Regions from separate parts of the Homo sapiens genome. Here region 2 is linked to region 1. A link is a loop called in an ENCODE intact Hi-C map of the cell type or tissue named here. Cell type or tissue: mammary epithelial cell. All regions are shown on one strand.

Region 1 (2,500 bases):
TGGGAAAATTTAATTGGAGCCTTTCATTACTTGTAAAACATCTGGCAGGAAAGAAAAGTGAAAGAAAAACTTGGGAATAATCATTTTTAGAAAAGAGAAGTGGGACAAAATTCAGATATTAGGAAAGATAAATACAGGCTATTGTCTTACTTTCCATAGTTCGGAAAGTTTAAAAGTTCTTGTTGGATGACAAATGTAAGTCATCACAGTGTAGTAAAGAAAAAAAAAAAACAGATTGAAGCTCCTTTCACTCGGCTTGCGCAAGTATTTTTGTCTCTGAGCCTCAGCATCTTCATCATTAAAAACAGATTAAAGATATTACTGGTAACTCTCGGGAAAGTATTTCCAAAATAATCTGCAATATGTTAATAGGTGTGAAAGGGGAAAGGGTTCTATGGTCAAATAAATTTGAGAAATGCTGAGTTAAATAGGTTTCTTGATTGCAGATCTTCTCAGATCCTTGAATTAATGGCCTGCACTATAAATCTACAAAATGGCAATAATCCATACAACACTTCCTAAGCTAATTTCAACATCAAATCCTTTTCTTTAGAATCACCTTTTAAAACTGCTATTTAAGGAACAATGACTCAGAGACTTTTTGAAACTTAAATGACATAATAATAGAAATGATGAATAGGATTTGGACATGCAGATGCAAGAACAGAGGTAAGCACTTTCCAGGCAGAGGAAGGAGGATGAGGCCAAGCACAGAAGCAAGAAAGCAAGGGCCAGGAGGGACACAGGGTGATGAGAGGCAGAGGGGAGATGATGGGAAAGTACCTTCAGCATCGAGGCAAGAGTTGGTGGTTTTCTTCTGCAAGTAGTGGAGAGCCCCTGAAACTTTCAGAAGAGGAAATTGACAAGGGACAGAGAGTAGAGCTTTCGGAAGGTTGCTGGGGCTACAGGCCATTGCCTGGATTTAAAGCAGACAGGCCAGGGTAGGGGGTCAGGAAGCCTAGTTAAAGATAGCCCCAGGAGAGGTGATGCCGTGTGCTGACTTAAGCAGTGGCAGCGGGGATAAGGAGGTGGAACTAAATAAGAAAAGAATCAAAAGTGATATTGTCAGGTCTTGGAAAAATGACACTGCAATGGGCAAATCCTTTCAATTGTTCATTCAACCAAAATTCACTGTGCGTCAAGCACTGTGCTCAGCCTTCTGGATGCAGTGGGAAATAAGATACTCATGGTCCCCGCCTTTGTGGAGAGTCAGAAGGAGAAGACTGTTCTGAACAAGTAGTTACATGTGTAAGGTGTGTTGCCGAAGGGTCAGTACAGGGAGGATTTCTCTGAAAGGAATTCAGCAATGTTTTCCCACTAAATAACAGTCCTTTGAAAAAGCAGACAGGATATTGAAAATAATCCAGTTTAACAGAACTACATAATCATTTTTTAATAGCTCATCTGATCAAAGGCACGTATTCCTATTCTCTGCAAAGAACATAGAGTGATGTCTCTACATAGAAAGGGTCTCCTAGTCTTTTTTGTCTCCATCTATTTTTGCCTTCAGCTTCTAGCAGACCCCTGGGGGAAAGAATATCACACCAACAATGCACCTTTGCTTCTCCGCAGCCCAGCATGGCCACCAGAGCCCAGCATTCGTCCCCAGGAACAGGACTATGAGCCTAAGGTCTTGCATCCCCTTTTTAGTGCCCTTGATCATCTGGTGGTCAGTCTCCAGTCCCCTTCCACCGAAGCTGACCACTTGGGTAATATGCCTGCTTATACTATGAAATCCTGAGAGCGGAAGAGATTTCTTACTATTTACTTTCTCCACTGGCTTCTAAAAAGGGAAACCCTTTTGTAGTTAACACTCTGGTGGGTATGGGAATGCCGGCATGGACCCAGAGTAGTGTTTAGTCTCAGTCTGCCTAAGAGAGTGAAAAGAAATGAAGTTTCCCATCTGTGGTGATGCATTCTCCAGAAGCACCCAGAGGCAAGGGTGACCAGGAGAACAGCACCCTCCTGGAAATTCACAGATATCCTGGGGAGGGTTTCAGACTTCTAAGTGGCATAAAGGGGATGGAGGGAGTGGGGGGCTTCAAGTCATTTATTCTAGATATCAAAAAACATAGAGACCTTTAACTGATATTTTCGTTATAGGAGGATGCTGTCCTTCAAAATCACCAGAAAATTTTTTAAATTTTTGCCCCCTTTTAAGCAGGGGAGACTTCTTTTAAACAAAAGCAAGACAGAATTCAATTACATAAAACAAATATGAGAGGTCTTCAAAAAGTTCATGGAAGACACATCTTATGAAAAAACTATACATGGATTTAAAAAAATTTTGCACCAAAACAAACTCACACTAACCTGTACTGAATGTCTGAACAGGATCTATTTTGAGGCACTAAGAAGGATAAGACATCAGTTTGCAAAGATCTCGTATCAGAGCTACATGGATTCTGCTAAAATTGGACCAAGAACAAACATCAAATTTATGCAGAAATTTGGGTGGAAAAATGGTGAAATCACTGATGCTTTATGAAAGTTTATGGTA
Region 2 (2,500 bases), 290 kb before region 1:
TTCCCCACAATGATATCCTCAGGCTATTCCATTTAAAACATTTTCCTTAGAGTCAACATACTTCTGGAACAATGTACAGTGAATTTAATTTTATTAGCAAAATAATAAAACAAAGCATATTCTGGACAATAATCAATACTCTGAAATTATATTACTTTAGTTAGTTTTCCCTTTTAAATTATTTTTTCCACTTCAATTTAAAAAATGTCTCCAAGTAATTCATGCGCATAATTTAAAAAGTCAAATAGAACCACAAGGCTTACAAGCAAACAAACAAACAAAAAGGGCTGTAATCTTTTGGCCTTCTTTTTGCTACCTCCAGAATAGCTGATATGAAAACTTTTTCCACAACTACGGGGGTGGAGGGTAGAGGCTCCTGAGCTGGTCTGAATTTGTTCAAGTGCCCTTTCCTGAGCAGATCACTGAAGTCAGGGGGATGATAACAGTTATGAGCTTTTGCCAGTTGGAGCCCCTGGAACTGGAGAAAAGTCAGTCTCTATCACACCTCACAGCTGCTACCAACGATCTCACCAATGATAGTGGTGGAAGGGGCGCTGGACAGACTACTGTGTTCCTGGAAACACTTTCCCCAGCCCCCTTCACTTTCTCCCAGTGGTAGACTAATAATGGTCTCCAAAGATATCCAGATCCTAATCTCTGGAAACTGCGGATGTTATATGGTAAAAGTGATTAAATTAAAAATTCTTGAGATGGGAGTATTCTGGATCACCTAGGTGTCCTTATAAGAGTGAGGCAGAGAGAGATTTGACAGATAAGAATGAGGCAATGTGAGGGCTGAAGCAAGATGCTACATTGCTGGCTTTGAAGAAGGAGGAAGGGGCCACAAGCCAAGGAATGCAAGTCTGGAAAAGATAAGACAGGCCCTCTCTTTAGTAAAAGAATGAATAAATATATTTGCACAGTTCGTTGTCCAAGTTTAAATTCCTTTCCAAATGGCTGCGAATGAACCTGTCCTGCTGCATTTGCATTAAGAAGATGTGTTTCTGTTTCTCACAGAAGCTATTGACCTAATCTACGCTGCTCCACTAAATTGACTTGGATCTTGACGTTCATAATGTTGAGTGACTGCAGAACTTAATTTAGCCACAAGATGGAGACTTCATCCTAGTCCTGGAAAACATCTCAGCACCTGGGGTTTCTGTAAGTAAAATTCCAGAATGAAATACCTTAATTAATTTATCGTCCAGCCTCTGATCCCACGTACAAGATGAAGAACCTGAGTTCCAGAGAGATCACAGAATTAGTTTTCAAAGGAGTCAAATCTAGAAGTTTGTTTCCTAATTCCCATTCTGATGTTCTTCAGCAAGCATCACTTTTGCTTCCTATGTCTTTTTCTGATATGCTATTTCTCTTATTTTCTGAGAATTACACTTACTCATGTAAAGGGTTTTTTTTTTTGTTTTCTTCTCTCCCTGTTGCTATGTTTCAGGCAGATAACTTATTTAAAATCATTTCACATTGCTGTCTACATTGGCCTACGCATTGCTAACCTCAGGAGAAAACTCAATTCAAACTAAATAATATCCACCTGTAGCTACCACAAAATGTTCAGCTGGGGCCTTGGGGTGTTTGGGTGAATCAAACATGGTCTTCACCTTCCAGGAGCTCTAAGTTAAATGGATGAGGAAGAGAAGCAAATGAGATGATTGCCTTAAGAGAGGTATACTACTCTTTCTATTAGCAGAGAAGAGGAGGGTATCCCATCCAACTGGAAACCGGAGATCCTTGGGAAGGAGATGACGTTTAGGATAGACCATGAAGGTCAGATGAGATAGTATAAGCCATAAATAGGGTAAAGGAGTATGTAGATGACAGACAGCTTGGACAAATTATGCAGCCAGGAAAGGAAGCAGAAATTTGGGAAGTAGGAATTCTGTTAATCAGGATATGCTCTGTTCTGCAGTTGTAACAGATTACTCCAAATGGTCAGTGGCTTAACAAAGGCTTATTTGTTACACATGGTCATGTCTAACAAGTGTCGGCAGAGCTTTATTCCATACAGTCACTCAGGGACCCAGGCTGAGTAGGAACCATCATCCTGAAACTCCATTATCTGGCTCACACAACTTAAGTTGCCATAGTAGAGGAAAGAAAACTAAAATATTGTTCATAAATTTTTCACTGCTTCTGTCAGAAGGGGCATGTATCACTCGCACACATATATTATTGGCCAGAACTTGTCGCATGGCTCTAACTCAACACAAGCCTGGACTATTTGGTGCATGTTACTTTCTCTGCCACAAGAGTATTCCAAAATTGACTGTAATTCAGAATATTTATAAGGCAGGAGCTTGGATCTTAACGTAGAAAGCCTTTCAAGTTTTGGTGAAAGGCTAACAATTTGCCCCAACTCTGAGAGTATCAGAACTCTGTTTTAATATAAAGAACATTACATGTTTACCAATGAGCCAAGCTTTCCCAAAAGTCAAGTAGAGGGAGCAAAGCTTTGCTATTACTGTGCATAAGATTTTTTATTAAT

What was found. Peaks named below come from ENCODE experiments on the same cell type or tissue, not always from the same donor. Only the 100,000 strongest peaks of a DNase experiment are listed, where the experiment ranks them.
Region 2: it touches region 1 in a loop (3-fold over the local background); 26 of 110 quality-filtered maps call a loop at or near these places.

What each region holds. Positions count from the first base shown.
Region 1 is chr15:81,109,926-81,112,425 of GRCh38, reverse strand. It overlaps a transcript of CFAP161 not described here. Among named protein-coding and RNA genes, the nearest start is that of CFAP161, 23 kb to the left of the region's middle. RefSeq lists an enhancer at 662-821. In mammary epithelial cell, no CTCF peak of the experiment used is centred here; DNase peaks (open chromatin) are centred at 715 and 1,195; H3K27ac peaks cover 1,601 bases.
Region 2 is chr15:81,399,452-81,401,951 of GRCh38, reverse strand. All of the region lies in intron 6 of TMC3-AS1 (TMC3 antisense RNA 1), which reads right to left. Among named protein-coding and RNA genes, the nearest start is that of TMC3, 26 kb to the right of the region's middle. In mammary epithelial cell, a CTCF peak has its summit at 1,104 (motif pointing right); no DNase peak of the experiment used is centred here.